Linked DNA regions of Homo sapiens: region 1 is linked to region 2. Evidence: chromatin loops called from intact Hi-C (ENCODE). Cell type or tissue: Calu3. All regions are shown on one strand. Links, peaks and the distances in the headings refer to the core of each region. The heading gives the core; the rest is flanking DNA. Region 1 holds the start of NPSR1 (neuropeptide S receptor 1). Region 2 overlaps NPSR1 (neuropeptide S receptor 1).

Evidence for each region. Hi-C counts contacts between places; a loop is a spot of excess contacts. Peaks named below come from ENCODE experiments on the same cell type or tissue, not always from the same donor. Only the 100,000 strongest peaks of a DNase experiment are listed, where the experiment ranks them.
Region 1: a loop joins it to region 2, with 6 times the contacts of the local background. A loop is called at or near these places in 1 of 110 quality-filtered maps.

What each region holds. Positions count from the first base shown.
Region 1 is chr7:34,647,161-34,659,534 of GRCh38, forward strand. NPSR1 (neuropeptide S receptor 1) reads left to right here and starts at 11,058. Exons shown (of 9, transcript NM_207172.2): 1 at 11,058-11,399. The coding sequence starts at 11,253. The region is part of intron 2 of NPSR1-AS1 (NPSR1 antisense RNA 1); the gene reads right to left. RefSeq lists enhancers at 4,722-5,307, 7,237-8,436. In Calu3, for the core only: no CTCF peak of the experiment used is centred there; DNase peaks (open chromatin) are centred at 5,801, 6,241, 7,721 and 8,451.
Region 2 is chr7:34,744,832-34,752,831 of GRCh38, forward strand. All of the region lies in intron 2 of NPSR1 (neuropeptide S receptor 1), which reads left to right. All of the region lies in intron 1 of NPSR1-AS1 (NPSR1 antisense RNA 1), which reads right to left. It also overlaps the pseudogene NCAPD2P1. Among named protein-coding and RNA genes, the nearest start is that of NPSR1-AS1, 9.4 kb to the right of the region's middle. In Calu3, for the core only: no CTCF peak of the experiment used is centred there; DNase peaks (open chromatin) are centred at 3,260, 3,670 and 7,730.

The sequences.
Region 1 (12,374 bases), core at 4,375-12,374, 93 kb before region 2:
TTTGAGTAATTTATAGTGCGTTTGCATAATTGTAACTGGTATTAAAAAGAATGAAAAAGAGAATAGAGACCCAAATCTAGTGTTGATCAGATGAAGATTAAAGACATCACAGACAATGCAGAGAAAAAGGAGAAAGAGATTAAGGTGATCAGAGAATAGATGATAGATAGATACAGATGACATAAAATGAGGAACAGAGTAGGGATAATTAGTGTTCTTGGGGTGCAGAGGAGAATCAACATAAAAATATTAAAGATATTATTTAAAATGTCTTTTTAGCTGAAGAGAATTCTAAACATAAATAATACTATCATTAGCAAGAATAAATATCAGGCAATAATGTACCACAACTGCACTGAGCACACATCAGCTCCTTGAACCATCACAACAACCCTAGGAAGCATGAACTATAATTTCCATTTTACAAAGGATCCCTAGAGCTAAGATGACTAGATATCTTGTTTGCTTAGGACAATTCTGGTTTACTGCATGTAAACTACCTAAAATACCCATTTTATTCTCAAATTTATGAGTCTGGACAATAAATTACATGATCACCCTATTTTGAGTCTAAGAACTACAGGTGGTAAACTGCAGAACCAAAACTTATTGGAGAAGTCTCCAAAGCCTTTGTTCTTAACCATTTTGTTATACTAAATCTGCAGAGCTAAAGTGTTCATCACAAAGCGACACAACTTGTAAAAAATAAGTGATTATACCAAGAAATTCTGCATTTCAAAGATAAATAAACAACTCTATATGCATTCAGTAGAAGTAAGTCATTTAAAAAGGAAAAAGATATTAATTAATTTCATAAGTAAATGAAAAATAGTACCCTGGATTTCTTCTTTACAACATTAAATGCCAGAAAACAATGTCTACAAAGTCAAGTTAGAATTAATGGAAGCTCTCAAATATACAAGTAGCTAAGAATCAAGAAGTCAAGCAACTACTTAAAGACATTGTCCAGCTAATTTAGGTAGAAATCAAAATTTAGACTTCACAAACACATAAGTAAGATACAGAAGTACTTATAGTGGGCAATGAATCCACTTTAATATCAAATTATGTAACAGTTGATCTGGTAAATATCATGTCTAGACAAAGTATACATGTGATATTTCTTGGAAGACAATATGCACCATATCTAACTTCGATCCTGCATCAAAAATTCCACTGGTTTGAGAAGAGGCCGAGGGAGCAGTGTGGGAAGAAATGCATATGAGCTGCTTTTCCCATTTTCACAAGGGGAATCCAATAAATAATGTCTTATTCCTGTTGTTGATAAACTAGCAGTCTGAAATTTAGTCAAAATTTTTAAGTTGTAAAAATATACATCAGTAGAGCAAAAAAAATTGTATTATCTTTCATGTTGCAGAAGAAAATAGAATTAAAGAAAACCTTAGAAAGATAACATAAAGAAAAAATGCAAAGGTAATACTAAAACTAAAGAAAATATTTTAAATAGCAGTAAAAGACAGAAAACAAAGGTAAAAATCAGGAAGTATATAGAGAGACCAAACACAGGATGTTTAATACTAAATACAAATGGTTAAATCACTCTCTTATTAAAAGAAAGATAGCCTCATATTAAACAAAACAATAAGTAAAATATATTTACAAGAGACACCAAATGCCAATGATTACAGAATGTAGAGAATAAAAGAATCAGTAAAGATATGCAAAAGAAACTAAAATATAATACAAATTTAAAAATACAGTATAACAGCTATTTACCTAGCATTTACATTGTATTTAATTAATCTAGAGATGATTTTAAGTATATGTAAGGATATGCATAGGTTATATGCAAATACTACACCGTTTTATATAAGCGACTTGAGCATCTTGGATTTGGCATCCACGGGAGTCTTACAACAAATCCTCCATGCATACCAAGGGATTTGTCTGCTTATCTGACTTACTTAAAGAATCCTGATTTTATAGAGCGTGACCATATTCTCAGCCTCCCTTGCAAATAGGAGAAGCTATGTGACTAAGTTCTGACCAGTGAAATATAAGTGGAAGTTACTGGGAGGGCTTCCAGGAAAATTCCTTTAAAAAGAGCTGAGCTCCCTTTTGTCTTTCCCCTTTCCTTCTTCCATTGGCTGGAATGCAAACACGATGAAGCTGAAATGTATATCTTACAACCATATGGTGACCTTAAAGATGGAAGCACTTCATCAAGGAAAACAGAGCAAGAAGATACGATGAGCCTGGGTCACTAATGATATCCTGGAACCACTTCACCACCCCTTGATTCATGTTACCACTAATTCCCCATTGCTTTCCTACATTAATTCAAACTTGACTTTGTAAAAATTATTTTCTGGCATATAATGTTGTAAAGAAAAAATTCAAGATACTGTTTTTTTATTTACTTACTAAATTAATATAGTATTTCTTTATTAGTGACTCACTTTTACTGAATGCATGTAAAACTTGTTTATCCTTGAAATACAGGATTCCTTGGTACAACCACTTTTTTTTCTAAAACTAGTTTGTTTCTTTATGATGAACACTATAATAGCTCTGCAGATTTAGTGTAATAAAAGGGTTAAGAACAATAGCTTTGGAGACTTCCATGACTGAAAGTTTTGGTTCTGCAACTTACCAACTCTAGTTCTTAGGCCCAAAGTAAGGTGATCATGTTATTTACCTTGTGTCTTCACCACAATACCTTGACTCTATCTTTCTTGAGGGAAAGACAAACAAGCATTCTGTTTTGTTCAAATTGCTCTTTTTTTAAGATCTCTGTACTTGGACTAAAAAGCAATTATTAACTGATATCAGCACATAAAATTAGTTTATAACAAATCAAAATCCAAGGTGAAAAAATTATATGAGAGTCTTTTTACTTGATGGTTGACAAATTCAACATAATCACGTGTGTCATGAATCTTTTTATGACAACAATACAGCATCAAAATGTACAGTGTAGACCTAGAGGAAATACAAAGAGAAACACAGGGCCCCAATAATAATGGAAAACATAAACAAACCTTTCTGTGCCTTTGACAAATTAGGTAGACAAAAGCTAAAAGGTAAAGAAATGAGATTCTAGAGACTTCAGTAGAACTAAGAGTACCTAATAAAATGCTTCTAAAAATATGTGTGTGTGCGTGCGCACATGTGCACACACACAGGCATTTGTGAAATTATCTTATAAATAGAATTCCAGGTATTTTTTCAAAAACTGAACATATATATATAATGTTTTAAAATATTTCAAAAGATAGAACTTGCCTTCAAAATATAATTCAAGAAATAAACAAAACTTGAAATTAAACTGAACAAAAATATAAACATTTAGAAGTCACTTCCAAGTAATTCTTTGGTCTAAGAAGAAATCAGACACACATTGTATTTATTGTAGAAAATAATGAAAATGAAAATACCACATATCAGACTCTCCAGGTCACAGCTAAAAGCAGATTCAGAGGAAAATTCGTTGCCTTAAATGCTTCAATTATAAATATGAATGAATGAAAATAAACGTTAAGTATTTAATCCAAGCATTCAGATTTTTTAAAGACAGCAAAATTAAGAAAGAAAAAGAAGGAATTGATGAAGATGTAGTAATAGCAATTGTACTTCAATAAAATATTTTGAGGAAATAATCAGACAAGAGCTCAAGAATGTTTGTTCGGTGCTGTTTCTGGAAACTCAGAAAAAACTTTAATCTTTATTATAGGGATGATTGAATAAATCATAACACATTTCATGTTAGCAGAACAAAGAGACACTAAAATATATACCTTAATACAAAAATCTACAACAAGTGGAATTAAAAAGCAGAATGCAGAGCTGAATATAAGAATCACAATTGGGCACTGAGGAATACATTAGCAGTTAATATAAGTTGTGTCTTTACATCTTCAGGTATTTATTTAAAGGAACTACAGTTTGGTGTTATAATTAGAAAAATACAACCCTAAAAGTATGGACTGTGAAATCATATTTATTCTAGTGTCCTCCTTTAAGTAGAACATTGCATTCCATTTCTTTAGGGACTGTATTTCTTAATCATTGTAACAGGTATAACCTCTTGTACCCATTACAGCAAGCAATTACTAAATATAATATACCACATTTGTCTTTTCTGCAGGATCCCAAGAATTTCTCTGCCCTCAAAGCAATTTTCTGTTTAATGCTATGCTGAGGATACTCTTATTTCATACTAATGATTTAGAACCCTCACCACCATATCAGAATTCCAAGCCAAAACTAAGGTACTATGAAAAGTTAACTGGTGTGGAAAGTCAATGGTCATTTCTTATCTTATTTCTCTACTTGAAGAGTTATTCCTTACCAAGAGCTCTCCGCACCTTCACTATGGGGAAATATGCACCTACTTTAAGGAAATATTATGGGAATTAAATGTTGTGACATCTTTCAGGCACCCAGCACAGTGGTGAGATGGAGTTCCCCCTTTACCTTCTCCCATATTCTTTCCTGATCCTATCTGAGTAATTACAACTCTTCCAACCAATCCACTTTTACACAGTTTTTTTTATAGAATAAACATCCAAATGCAGCATCTGTGATATATCTGAATTAAATAGTGGGTGCAACAACATGGCTATTTCAAGCTTAAATGTCAGCTAATTTTTTTGAAAGCAAAGTCATGGGAGTGAGTGTCTGTTTACACCTAATGCTGAGAAATTTAATCTCTGCAGGCTGTGACACATTCTGATATCAGAGGATCAAAATCCCACTGGTGGAAGTTAATTTCCTTTGCTCTACAATCCACACTTACCATTCTGCACTCAGGTGGGAAAATAAAACTTGTGTTCTTCATCCAAAGTTACTAAAAACACCCAAGCCCAAATTTAAACCTCAAAACTATGAGCTCTGCTTCCTTGGAACTCAAAAGAATAATTCTCTTTGCTACTCAGAGATTAATCACACTGCCTTTATCACCTACTATGCTTGTGTTATTTTACTCTTCTTTTGTTATTTAACTGAGAGCATTTGTGTCTATTCTACCCAACCAAACCATGAATTTGCATGTGTCAGGGAAGCTCTGGCAAAATCTGATACAACTTATTCCTCATATATTAATTGCTTAATACAGTTTTTGTGATTGAATTTTGAGCTAATAACATATTTTAATTCAATACAGCATGCATTTTTAAACACTCTGAGAATGTCCAAAAACAATTTGGCACTTAGGTAAGAAGAGACTTTATTCAGGCTGGGTGCGGTGGGTGGCTCACGCCTGTAATCCCAGCCCTTCGGGAGGCCGAGGCGGGCGGATCACAAGGTCAAGAAATCGAGACCATCCTGGACAAAATGGTGAAACCCAGTCTCTACTAAAAATACAAAAATTAGCTGGGCGTGGTGCCATGGGCCTGTAGTCCCAGCTACTGGGGAGGCTGAGACAGGAGAATTCCTTGAACCCGGGAGGCGGAGATTGCAATAAGCTGAGATCACGCCAGTGCACTCCAGCCTGGCAACAGAGCAAGACTCCATCTTAAAATAGAATAAAATAAAATAAAGAGACTTTATTCGAAAGGATTAGTGCAAGAGGGAGACTGGACCATTACAGTAAGGAGAAAGGGGCTGTTGTAGTTTGGAGAACATTCTTATCATGAGATCTGGAAGTATCTCAAGGGTTAGGAAAAAAGAGATTCTCTTTCATAGGAAAGAATAGACAAGGCTAGAAAGAACCAGGTGTGGAGAAGTACCATGACAGGAGTGACACGATCTGCCAGTAGATGAGGGAATATTTTACCCTGAACTCTGCAGCGTACTCCAGGGAGAGGCTGTGGAGGAGGAGCTGTGTGCTGGCTGAGGCTGAGGGCGGGACAAAGTTCAGCCTAGGAGAAGCAAAGAATCTTAACCAAAGTTGGTTTAGCCTGCATTTTTTTCTGATTGATCAGTGGGGACAAAACAGCTTAGCTAATATCATTTATGAGACAAACAAAAGGAATTTAGAGGGTCTGCGTCTGGCCTTGTTATAAGTGTTGATGGCTATTTACTCTGTGTTGCTACAAAAATATATGTGAAATTGGGTAATTTAAAAAGAACAGAGGTTCATTTGGTTCACAGTTCTGCAGGCTGTACAAGAAGCATAGTGTCAGCATTTGCTTCTGGTGAGGGCCTTGGGAAGCTTACAATCATGGCAGAAGGCAAAGTAGGAACAGGCACGCCACATGGCAAGAGAGGGAGCAAGAGAGAAAGGAGGAGGTGCCAGGCTCTTTGAACAACCAGATCTCATGAGAACTAAAATCAAGAACTCACTCATTACTGCAAGAACAGCACCAAGCCCTTCATGAGGGATCCACCCCCATGATCGAAACACCTCCCACCAGGCCCCACCTCCAACATTAGAGGTCACATTTCAACATGAGATTTGAAGGGGACAAAACATTTGAACCATATCAATGCCCACAAGGCAGCATTGGTGAATCTGATTTAAGTCACATGGGGAATAATGGTTAGCTGCACAAAGCCCTTTCTGGAACACAAAGCAGTGGGGGCATTTATTAACCTTTTCTGTTTTCCAGGATCACAGGGTTCTGGTAAAGTTCAAACTTGTCAGAGGATACAAGGAGAAAAGGTGCAGTGTCTCCATTCAGGAATTTGGAGACTAAAGAAAGAGTCAAGGAAAAATTGTTCACATTTTTAAAAATAGTAACGATTAAGCAGAAGACAAGAAGGAAGACAATTAGATCTCATTTGATTTCCAATACCTTCATGATGCAGGCACCACAGTCTCTCAGTTAACAGATGAGAAGAAAGAGGCTTAGAACTGTTAAGTAAATAATCCAGGGACTCACAGACAGGACATAGCAGAGCCAAGTTTGAATCCAGATCATTTTGACAGCCCAGGGCACAGTTCATATATGAAAAGGCCAACTAACAAAATGTTAGCTAACAAATGCATCACTGTGGACAGTCAGGAAATACCTGCAAGCTCCAGAACTTTCTCATTTACATAGCACTAACAGAAACTTTTGGACTTTCCCTGCAATGAGGCAGAGTGTCAATCCCTACTGAGATGGACCCCAATAACCATTAAAAATACATATATAAAAAACAAGTTTAAATATTTTGCCTATAACTTTTATTCCAAAGCTTATGAACTCTTCTCTTTTAGCATTACAGGAAAATGATGTATTTGTTCAAGGATATAAAAATTGTGGCCAGGGCTCCCATAGTGAATGTATGAAGCAGGAAGCTGGGGGGATCCATGGAACCTTGAGCATTCTCTTCCAGAACTCTCCATCCCTGCTAAAGCTAAAATGCCTGTATCATGGGCAAAGCTTGTCACACTAGAAAGGTCAAAACTTAAAAATGTTCTTACCAAGTATCTCCCAGTAGTATGTGGCTGATATGAGACTGAGGCAAAGCTTCTCCTAGCAGAAAAGAAGGGACTCAGTAACCTGGGAAAGGTGACCTTCATCTAGAAAAGGAAGAGACAGAATTTCTACAAATGAGTTCAGGTAAGAATGTGTATTAGAGTTCTCCAGAGAAACAGAAATAGAACTAATAGGAGGGGTGTGTGTGTGTGTGTGTGTGTGTGTGTGTGTGTGTGTGTGTAGGGAGGGGGGAGAGAGAGAAACAGAGAGAGAAATTTATTATAGGGAATACAATATGAAATAATCATTCACACAATTAATAGAGACTAAGAAGTCCCAAGATCTGCAAGCAGCAAGTGTCAGGCCTCTGAGCCCAAGCCAAGCCATCGCATCCCCTGTGACTTGCACGTATACGCCCAGATGGCCTGAAGTAACTGAAGAATCACAAGAGAAGTGAAAAGGCCCTGCCCCGCCTTAACTGATGACATTCCACCATTGTGATTTGTTCCTGCCCCACCCTAACTGATCAAGGTACTTTGTAATCTCCCCCACCCTTAAGAAGGTTCTTTGTAATTCTCCCCACCCTTGAGAATGTACTTTGTGAGATCCACCCCTGCCCGCAAAACATTGCTCTTAACTTCACCGCCTATCCCAAAACGTATAAGAACTAATGATAATCCACCACCCTTTGCTGACTCTCTTTTCAGACTCAGCCCACCTGCACCCAGGTGAAATAAACAGCCATGTTGCTCACACAAAGCCTGTTTGGTGCTCTCTTCACACGGACGCGCATGAAAGCAAGCTGGAGACCCAGGAGAGCTGATGTGTAGTTCCAGTCTGAGTATGAAGGCCTGAGAACCAGGAGAGCCAATGGTGTAGTTCCAGTCTGAAAGCTGGCAGGCTTGAGACCCAGGAAGAACTGATGTTTCAGTTCAAGCCCAAAAGCCAGAAAAAAAACAATGTCCCAGCTCAAAGAAGTCAGGCAAGAGGAGTTCCCCGCTTTTCACAGAAGAATTAGCCTATTTATTCTATTCAGGCCTTTAATTGAATGGATGAGAGCCATTCACATTAGGGAGGGCAATCTGCTTTACTCAGTCTGCCAATTCAAATGCTAATCTCATCCAGAGCCACCTCACAGACACACCCAGAATAATGTTTAACTATTTGGGCACTCCATGGCCCAGTCAAACTGACACATACAGTTAATCATTATACCATGTTAGTTTGTCTTCTTGTCCACTCAACTTTCTTCTAACTACTGTATAGTATTCCATTGTGTTATATACATGCACAGTTATACTTTATAAAGATGAAAGGGCTGGGCACAGTGGCTCACACCTGTAATCCCAGCACTTTGGGAGGCCGAGGCAGGTGGATCACGAGGTCAGGAGATCAAGACCATCCTGGCTAACATGGTGAAACCCTGTCTCTACTAAAAATACAAAAAATTAGCCAGGCGTGGTGGCAGGCGCCTGTAGTCCCAGCTACTTGGGAGGTTGAGGCAGGAGAATGGCGTGAACCCAGGAGGCAGAACTTGCAGTAAGCCGAGATCGTGCCATTGCACTCCAGCCTGGGCAACAGAAAAAGACTCCATCTCAAAAAAAAAAAAAAAAAAAAAGGAAACAACCATATTTATTATTTTGCTTAATATTATGTTTGTAAGTTCCATTTATGTTATTTTTGGCTACAGATCATTTTCTTATTGCTATATAGTATTTCATTGTGTGACTACATGAAAATTTATTCATCCAGTTGATGGACATTTGGGTGGTTTCCAGTTTGGGATGATTCATTGATTTTGACATCATGAATATTTAGGTTGCTTCTGATACGTTTCTTTAATACTTTGCGAAGGCATCATTTTGCATGACTGCTTGTATAGATACATAAATGTTTCTCTTGGGTGGCCACAGGTTAAACAATGGTCTATCTGGATCATGAATGGAGAGAAAAGGAAACAACCAGAAAGCTCTCTCTCCCCACCTATTCTCTGTCCATGGCATCTGCCACTTTCTCTCACTCTGCCCCTACCACACTGTGACCTAACCAGCTTCTACCTTCTCCCAGGAGTTCCTCACAGATTTTGTCTTATAAACATTTTCTTGAAGTAAAACATACCTACAGAAAAGTGCATATGTTTTAAGTATGTAGTGCAAAGAATTTATGTGAATTGAGCATATGTAAGTAACCCAGATAGAGATGAAAAATTATTAGCATCTAGAAATGGAACAATGCATTAGAGGATATGTAATTCCAGCTTTACTAAATACTGCTGAATTGCTTTTCAAAAATTACCACATCAACTAACTCTCACCAGAAGTAAAGATGTACACCCGTTTCCCTTCAATCTTGTCAGCACTTGGGGATAGCCACACGCTAGCTTTCACTATAATAATAGGTAAACATTCTTACTGGTTTTAGTTATTTTCCTTAATTTTTAATATGGTTGAGCCTATCTTCATACTCATTTGTTAGTTGGAATATGCTGCACTTGTTTTGCTATTGAGTTGTTGTCCTGTTTTGAACCTTTCCTTAAGAGTCCACAGCTTATCCAGTTTTCTACACAACTCACTTCTGTTTGCTGCCCTTCATTATAGACTCAATGCCTTCTCATTGCTAGAGCACTGTGCCCTCCTTGGGGCTCGATGGTTTATAATAAAGCTTCCCCAGGAGATCTCATGGGGGCCAGGTTCTTTAGTGGTGGCCACTAAAGCTACTACCTCTTATTCCAGGTGCCATAAACCAGTGGCTGGACCTGGTTGGTTCACAGAGTGTTCTCAATGTGAGGAATCAGGTATTGTGCTTGGTTGTCATATAAGCAGCTTAGTTCCCATTGTTTTATACCTGGCCTGCTACCCTCATTCATGTTACCTTCATGCCCCATAGACATTTGAGATTTGATGCAAACCAGTCTGTTACAGTAAAAGCACCACTGTCTAGGAAGTTCTGGAGATGGGTTATCAGCTCATTTACATCAGCAGCTGCGGGATCTTGGGCAAGTCATTTCACCTATTGGAGCCACTCTCTGCTAGCATAAAGGAGAACATAAAGATACCTTCCCTGCCTATCTCACAAGGTTGTTTGGGAAACTGAATGAAAGAACGTGTAAATGTGCTTTGCAGGTTTTTTGTGAAACAGGAATAGCTGTTAGTATTCTCGCCTAGCCCTGTCTGTGGTGCCCAGGATGCTGCATTACCTCCTTTCTACCCTCGCCCTGAGTATTGGTCCTAGGTAGAAGCTGAGGTGAATATACTGAAAGCAGTAAGAATCTTCACCAGGCCCCTCCCAGTCATATCACAAGGTGTTGTAGCTTATTGACAAACACAGACCTCATGTTTCTCTGAGAACCGCCCTGTGAACACCTAGATAGAACTAAGGGTGTGAAATACAAACGTACTATTTGCCTACACTTACGGAAATAAGAGCACATGACACAGTAGATGGCAAGGTGAGGCTTTAAGTCAGAAAGCAACCTCAGCTGAAACAAATGCATAATTATAATTTGATTTCAGAAGTGGAAACATGACCCGAATTCATGCACCTACTGATTAGTCCAAATTCCTTTATTGTTGAAGCTGGAGCAGAAGTGGGGGTCCACCGTGGAAGTAAGGAAAAGCAAAACAGAACAGGGGTCTCATCCAGGGAGCCATGTCGATGGCTATGGGGAGCTCCACCTTGCTCTTGGGGTGGGGCCCTGGCCCTGGGTGGGACTGTGGGGTGATGAGGGTTGTGCTATGCTGGCTACCTGGTGGTAATTGCCAAGGAGAGAGCAGCACGTAGATCCTCCCTGTCATCAGGCAGAGCTCTTCAGTGAGGTGGGCTCAGGGAGGGCTCTGTGCCTCCGTTCAGCAGAGCTGCAGCTGCTGCCCAGCTCTCAGGAGGCAAGCTGGACTCCCTCACTCAGCTGCAGGAGCAAGGACAGTGAGGCTCAACCCCGCCTGAGCCATGCCAGCCAACTTCACAGAGGGCAGCTTCGATTCCAGTGGGACCGGGCAGACGCTGGATTCTTCCCCAGTGGCTTGCACTGAAACAGTGACTTTTACTGAAGTGGTGGAAGGAAAGGAATGGGGTTCCTTCTACTACTCCTTTAAGGTAAGTTTCTTGCCTGCGACTCTGAACACTGACTTATAACAATGAGACTGCTGGAACTTAAGAGTGTCAATTGAAGTATCATAGCCAGTATTGTGAATGAGTGTTATTTTCTTTACTAAAAAGGATTTTTAAAAGTCTGAAGTGCTAAAACAACAAGCTGTAGTGTGCAGAGACCTAGATTGTAGTTTCTTAGGAATACAGGTGACGTTTTTCTTTCTGATGCTGCTGGAAATGTGTGAATCGTGAGTAACATTTATGAGTGGATGATTTTTACTTTCCCCCTTTCCTTAGGTGAAAGCACTTTTAATTAATCCTATAGCAGTACTTGAAATGTCTGTTTCTAGTAGGGGTTAGAGCTATGAGTTTTTTGCTAGGAACACCAGAGATGCGGAAAGCTCACAATCCCCAGGACAGTGACTGATATGATGAGAAACAACATTGAATAAGGCAGGAAGGACGACACTTTCTTTGATGATCCTTTTCATTAAACATCAGTGAGGAATATATTTCTTTGAGGGTAGTTGATGATGCCACCATTTGCAACAAATTACCTCCTAGAACAAATGAAGGACAGAGAGTTTGGTGAGTTTCACCTTCAAAGTATCCAAGGGCCACACTGAGGAAGGATCTTCATTAAGCTAATACTGTATTGTTTCTTATTCCGCAACAAGATCTTGTGGACAGAAATGAACCGCACATTTGGGAAAAGAACAGTTTCCTGCTTCTTGCCTCAGAATGCTGGGTTGTCAGGTTATTTCACACCTGTCTAACGATATGTTTAGTCATTGCAATAATTCACAGGTCTCAAACTGGTCCTTTCCACTGAAGAAAAAATACTTCAAAAAGATTCTAGTTGTTGCTTTGTTGGGTTTTGTTGTTGTTGTTGTTGTTAATCCTCTGTATGTTCTTGAAATGATTTGGTTTTTACACAATGAGATAGCATTACTGTAACATCCACCTCCCTACTGGAAGTTC
Region 2 (8,000 bases), core at 1-8,000:
TCCATGGGTTCTGCATTTATGAATTCAACCAATTGTGAATTGAAAATATTCAGAAAAAAATGCATCTATACTGAACATGTTCACACTTTCTCCTTGTCATAATTTTCTAAACAATATAGTATAACAACAATTTATATAGAACTTACATTGTATTAGGAATTAAAAGTAATATAGAGATAATTTAAGCTTGGTTAATATATGCAAACACAGCATCATTTTATTTCAGGGATTTTGGTATCCATGGAAGGCTATCCATGGAAACCAATAACCCCATATATACAAAGGGACAACTATATTGGCATCCTTTACTGATTATAGAACATTCCTAGTCACTACCATAGTGCCTCTTTCACATTCTCTTTATTATCTTCTTCTGGAACTCCAGTGGGATTTTTGTTGGACTTTCTCATCCTATTCATTATGCCTCTTCACTTCTCTTTGGTCTATCTCTTTGTCTCTTTCTATTGCTTTTTGAGTAATTTATTTGGTCCAATCATCAAGTTTACTATTTCTCTTTTTATTGGTTCCAACCTTATAATCAACATATTCATTGAGATTCTAACTTTATTACAATTATTTTTTCATTTCTAAAAGTTCTACTTTGTTCTTAAATTTATCTAGTCAATTAGAGAATTCCTCTTTCATCAAACTTGCAATTTTCTGCTTAATTTCTTTCAATATATTATCTATTAATTTATTTATTTAGAGATAGAGTTTTGCTCTGTCACCAGGGCTGAAGTGCACTGGCATGATCACAGCTCACTGCAGACTTGAACTCCTAGGCTCAAGCCATCCTCCCATCTCAGCCTCCCAAGTAGCTGGAACTATAGGTGTGCACCACCAAGCCCAGCTAATTTTTTTTTCTGGAGATAGGGTCTCACTCTGTTGCCCAGGCTGGTCTTAAACTCCTGGTCACAAACAGTCCTCCTGCCTTGGTCTCCCAAATTGCTGGGATTACAGGTGTGAGCCACCATCTCCGGCCTATTTTTAAATATTATGTAATACTGTTTATCTGATATTCCCAATATATGCAATCTTTGCACATCTGATTTCTGTGTGTACACAGGTGTTCATGTTTATACATTTGAGTTTTCCAAAAGCCATAGTACACTCATGAGAAAATGAAAGTGAAAAGACAAATACAGTCTTAGTATTAATTATAAAAATAGTTTTTGCCTAATGGATTCAGAGTCTTAGTGACCCTCAGAGGTCCTCAGACTACACACTCAGAACCACTTCACTAAAGCATCCATCGATACAATCAGTTATTTCTTTCCTGTGCCTCCAAAATGTTTCTACCTCAATACCAACCTTGGAAAAATTGAGAAAATGAAAGCTCAAATTATTTTCCATGGAGCTTAATTTTCTCTGCAATTCTGATCAAAAAAGATTGTAAGCAATGAAAGAATCAAACTAGCTGTATTCAGTAGTCCTCCCTTATCCATAGTTTCACTTTCCATGGTTTCAGTTAATAGTGCAATAGAGTAAGATATTTTGAGAGAGAATGACCCCATATTCACATAACTTTTATTACAGCATATATTTATCATTATCATATGGTATCAGTATATTATTGTTGTTCATTTCTTTATGTGCCTGATTTATAAATTAAATTTTATCATAGTTATGTATGTATGTATAAAAGAAAACATGGTATATACAGAGTTCAGTACTATCTGCAGTTGGAACTCTTCAAACATATCCCTCACAGATAAGGGGAGACCTGCTGTAATATTTTTGCTTCTTAACCAAGTGTTCTCCCTCCACCCATCCCTGTCTTAGCATTTCTATCATTACATAATTCTCTATTTGGAAAACTGTATCATGAGGTTTTTACTGCCACAATGCAGGTTAATTAGGAAATGAGAAAAACAAAGTAGCCTATTTCTTGGTCTTGAGTTTCAAGTGATTTAGAAGGAAAAATGAAAACCAGGCTACCTGGATCCAAGAATGGGAAAGAGTGAGGAGTATGCAGGGAGGAGGAGACAAGAGCTTAAACATGGAGGCATTTCTGGCTGGGTGCGGTGACTCTTGCCTGTAATCCCAGCACTTTGGGAGGCCGAGGCAGGTGGATCACGAGGTCAAGAGATCGAGACCATTCTGGCCAACGTGGTGAAACCCCGTGTCTATTAAAAATACAAAAATTAGCTGTGCATGGTGGAACGCACCTGCAGTCCTAGCTACTCAGGAGACTGAGGCAGGGGAGTCACTTGAACCTGGGAGGTGGAGGTTGCAGTGAGCCGAGACTGCGCCACTGCACTCCAGCCTGGCGACAGAGCAAGACTCCACCAAAAAAACAAAAAAAAAAAAAAAAAAGAGGCATTTCTAAGAGAGAGACCTTAACCCTAAGGCAGACACTGAAGAGGATTTGGGGCATGAAATAGGAGCTGCAGGTTGGAGAACATCACAAGCAAGGGCATCTGTAACCCACCCTACCCACTTTCTCAAGAGACAGTCCAGAGAGCGAGTAAGGCACAGGGGCCCTCTTCTGCATATTGAAAGTGAGAAGAAATGCCTATGCGAGTGTCTAGGCAGAGAGCTTGAAACAGCCACTTGTGGGTCTCTGCACCTGCAGCCTGGTGCAGGGATCAGAAGAATGTACTTATTCTGTGCAACAAGAGCCATGCCTTTGTGACAAAGCCCGTGGCCCAAGAAGGCCCTGCATTTGGAACAAGGAGGCACCACTTTGATCTGCTGACAGCTAAGTGCAAGGTGGAATCAGAGATATCTTAATAGATGTCAATGATAACAGATGATACCAAGAACCAGGCATCTTAGACACACACACACATACACACACACACACACGTGCACGAGCACCCACGCACGCATGTGACTGGATACCGCATGAGTTTTCTAAAGCTTAAAGATGACTACAAGGACAAAGAGTAAACACTTAATTGACTGCAATTAAGTTTTTGATATCCAGCAGAGTAGGAGTTTTTACTAGCAATTAACTTCAGTTTTAGAACACGACAAATCTTATTTTTATTATACAACTACAAACAAATATATAATGAATGCTCAGATTCCAGGACCCTATACCTGGGGTGATGGGTGGGACGAGTTAAAGAAGGGATCTGGACACTGCTGCCTCTCTGCCTTCTTTATATGGGGACCGTATCACAAATGAGGCTCACTGTGCCTCCAGTCATGTTTACTGTGCAGCAAGGCTTTTGGCCAGAGAACATAATTGACATGCACAGAGCTGGAGCTCTTGCCAGCTCACAGCAAAAGGGCCTCTAATTCAGAGAAAAAGGAGTTGGACCTCTGCCAGTCATGTACCTGTTATGCTTTCATATAGGCATCAGTTAGACCCTGATCTCAGTCTGACAAACCAGAAAATATAAAACCATCAGGATCAAGGCATACTTTTTACTGGGAGTGTTAGCCTGGTAATGGAGAGGAATGTTATTGCTCTAAGCATTCGCATAATATCTATTGATCAAACCTCTGTGAAGCTGCTATTCTTCATGCCAGCGTCTGGCGGCAAGGGAGGACTATTTCAGGTCTCACCATCACAGCCACTTCACACTCAGGCCATGCCACAGTCACCAGCACAGCTTGGGATTGGGGCAGGAAGTCCCCAGGGTGACCAGACAGAAAGCAGCCTCAGGACGGGGCCAGAGCATGAGACTAGGGGTGGTGGCAGCTGGGTTTTATTTACTCTGGGCTGTGTGACCTTGGGCAAGCTGCCAGCCCATTCTGTTCCTCTCTGCATGCCATACAACCGGGAATTCCTACATTACTGAGTCACTCCTGGGCCAAGGTTTGATGTCCCTATTAAAATGCTGTTGAGAGAGTAAGTGGCTTCAGTCACTAGCCCTGGAGAATGAGTTCACCAGTTTGATTTGTTTACAACTGAGAACTCTTTCAGTTTGTGTGCGTGAGGTGCTGGGGGAGCAGGTGGAAGAGGCTTTGCTGGAGTGGGGGAAATATCCTGCCTGGGAGTGGGATTGGCGGAAGGGGGCATATTTGTCAATCACAATAGAATCCTAGACACTTATGTCTGGGAGGCATAGCATAGGCCATTGCATTCATCTTCCCCCCAGTACCTGAATCTGTGACCAATGGAACTGAGGATCTTTACTTAACAACCTCTAGTGATGGGATAATCACCTCCTTCTAAGGCAAGCTACTTGGAAACTCTAAGATATTACTGAGAAAAGACCCTGAGCCCAGCCTTGAATTAGTCCAAAGTCTAATGCTTCTCCCAGGTGACAGCCCTTGAAAGAGTGTGTGACAGGCGCCATGCCCCCTGAATGGTCTCTTCTCCCAAATAAATAATACCTGATTCTCCCTCTGCAATGTTCATGACCCAAACAAAGCTGAGCCTCTGTGTGGCCACTCTCAGTTTGATGTTGTACCCCAAACCTTCAACCTCAGTCTTAATGCCTGGGAATGGGGGAATGTGTGGAAAAAGGCATGAAACACAGTACACAGCAAAATGTCTTAACATTTCTCTTGATTCTCTAGCTCCTTATCCCTTTTCCTAAAAATCTCTTTCTAAATCTTTCAAGGATAAAGGGAAGGGGGTAGAAAGGGGAAGTGAGGAGAGGTAAAGGAAGATGTTCATTATTGGGAGCCTATAATGTTCCAAACACGTGGGACATTTAATCTTCACAAAGTAAGTATACCCACCCTAATTTTATAAGGTAGAAACTAAGACCCAAGATATCTAAGTAAGTTGCCCAAAGTCACAAAGCAATTACCTGGCAAACAATGGATTCAGATAATGACTATATCATAGGCCAAGCCCAATTACACTCAAAATAATTCACATCTTCCTAAGAGGCAAGCCCTGGGGGCCCAAGAGGGGGTTGTTGAGTAAGGGCAGAAAGTACAAGGGAGACAAGTTGCCAATCACAGCTTGGCCCTGATTATTGTAATAACTGACACAATTAAAGTTCAATTTCGTATCCTTAGAAGGTTTCCGTCATATTCCAAGGCTGATGAGAAATTTCCATTCTAAGAATGGGGATCTGTTGAATGTTTTAAATTCAGGCACTTAATTAAATCTTTTAAGATGACTCTTTCTGTGTTTGCCCTTAGTCTTTTATTTCTATCCAATATTGTTCCTGGACCAAATAGGGTCGGGCTGCTGTTTCTTGTAGCCCAATAATGAGATGCAGATGAACTGGGGAGGAAGAGAGTTTTTTTTTTAAGTATATAAAAACATTTATTCATTAGAAAACAAGGAGACTGGCAAACATATATTCCAAAGTGAAAGCAGCTCAATGCAGTTCAGTTAGGCTAATTTAAGAGAAAGGCCTTGCATTTTAAAGATCGTGTATGTATTTTTTTTTTTTTTCAAAAAAGGAGACAGGCAAATATTCTACAAGGGGAACAGAATTAGAATTCTAGGTCACCCTACAAGTTACCCTGCACAGGGAGGAAAGGAACAGGCAAGATGACTTCTCAGGATCTGTGCCTGCGAGCTGATGCTCTGAGAATGGGGGTTATTTTCTTGGGTGTCCTGTCTTCTGTCATCTAGGCTAAAAAATCTTCCTCACTTGACTCATCACTTGAGAAGACAACTTTTGGTTTCTTTTCGGAAGCTCGCTGCTGGGTGTTCGGATGCCGATGGGTAGTACGACGGGGCTCTGGTGTGACGAAGTCATTGTCTGAGGCTGCAGAAGCCAGAGGCTGGTGCCTACAAACAGTGGATGGTTTCTTGGCTGTTGGGGCTCTCTGGCTACCTGCTTGGTTAATCTCAAGCTCCTCAATCCCATCCAAACCTCTGGCATGACAGGCCTGAAGCTTTTGCTCAAATTCATCTATTATAGCCTTGCCCTCAGGCTTGGCCCCATGTTGTAGCTTGCCCATAACTGACAAAAAAGAACTGAAGATGGACTCATCTGACAGTTTATCTCCAAAACAGTCAAAATTGCCAAGCATCTTGCAAGGGCCTTGCTCTGTGAGGGGCAGCTGTGACACACAGTAGGCCAGGTCCTGCTGCACCTGCTCAGTTTAGGCTGTGTGGAACCGCTGACACAGCTTTTCCACCAGGCTTTGTCTGCTTGTCTTTGGTGATGATGTAGGAGAAGAACTGCTTCATAATGGTGTGAAAAGGCACTTCCTCCACCCCCAGCTCGGGGTCTGACAGGTGGCTGATGATATCTGGAAGGAGACTATAGATTGCATTGCCCTTGTGGAAGAGCTCATTGAAGAACTTCTTGGCCAGGGCAGCAATTTGAGACTCAGGGTTGATGAGCAGCATGGCCATCTCACTCACCTGCCCCTTTACCTTCACCATGTCCTTGAGGATCAGGTGGAGTCATCACCAGCCCCACTGTTTTCCACACTGGCTGAGCAGGGTCCTGAAGGTGAGCATATAGATGAGGAGTCCAGGGGTCCACCAGATTGGGAAAGTGGATGGCCAGATCCCCAGTGGCAACGATGAGATTAGACCGGACAATGGGAAGTGGAGACTTTTCTAGCATGGTGAACAGAAGATGAGGCTGGGAGTTGCAGAAAGTGGTACTGATCATGCAGAACTTGCCAAGGGTAGGTGAAGCAGCTGCAGAGAGGTCTGGGTTGCTATAGAGGCCTGAGTTGTTGTAGACTTTAAGCAAGAGTGGAACAAAGGCAGCCAGTGTCTGTTTGCCATCCAACAGTTCCATCTTGCAGAAGCCGCGGATTAGTTCTGCCTCCGTGTCATCTGCTGCCCCAACCAGCCCCAGCTCCTCCTCCATAGTGGTCTCGAAACTTGTATTCTTCTCCTTGGGATCTTTGGTCTTGTGCTCCTGTTCTTCCCGGAGAACTCGGCGCTGACAGAGCTCTCCACTCACTGCCTGCTCCAAGTGGACCAGCTGCTGCAGAGCCACATCCCCAGCCAGGGACAAGAGGTTCATCAACAGGAAAGTGGGGAGCATTGTGGGAGACTCCTTCGGGTCCCCCTGACTGGTTCTCTTCTCTTCTAGCTTCTCCAGGGCCTGTTTTGCACAGCCCTGCCATATCTGGGCACAGATCACTGTGGGACTCTCTGCCAGTTGGTAAATGAGGGTCACTGCCACCTCTTTGAATGGGATCCAGAGTGGGTCTGGTGGACAAAGCCTTTCGGGACCGTCTCCCGCAGTCACTCAAACAACTTGTGTTCCTGAGGCAACTGGAAGTGGGGGTGACGTTTGCCCAGAGAAGTCTTTCTACTGTCAGAGATGTTGGCGATGGCATGGCACACCTGCTGGGCCAGCCGGTAGTCCTGTGGAAACTTCGGAAGAGAGTTTTATTTTCTGCAACCGGTGACGGGGAGAAGGCCTGGAAATTATTGCCAGACCAACTTAAAATTACAAAGTTTTCCAGAGCTTATATACCTTCCAAACTATATGTCTACGTGTAAGGTATGCATTCATCTAAAGATGTAAATGGTTAACTTCTTTTAATCTATAACCAAGGTCTGAGTCCTAAATACCTTCCTCTGGAGCCTCAGTAAATTTACTTAATCTAAATGGGTCCAGGTGCTGGGGGGATTACCCTTATCTTGTCTCCTGCTAAATTACAGAGGTTTTGGGAGTTCCTTCAGACCTCCAATAAACTTGTTTGTGGAGGCCTAAGGAGTTTCCTTAGACCCCCAGTGAAACTTGTTTAATCCTAAATGGGTCCTGTTAAGAATTCCTTTGTTATTTTGTCATGCCTTAAGTCCCAGGAAAGGCCTAGGTAAAACTCTTGATGGGCTTTTGTTACATTCCAGCCTTCGTACAGGGGCACTGGCTTTTAATATTTAACTTAACCACTCAGTCAGTACTGAAAGAGTTGTCAGTGACACCTGGCCTGCCACAATTATGAGTGTCCAGAATTTTACTAGATGTTTGGGGGAAGGGGAATGAGAAGCCTGAATTAGGAATATTCTCCACGAGTCTCTCACAATCTAGTTGGAAAGACTAGTAAACTCAATGACATATTAAATGATAAGTAAATGACAACCTGTGGTCCTTACTTCATGCCTTTGCACACACTGCTCTCTCTACCTGGATGCCCTTCTCTCACCTGATCTCTCCAGC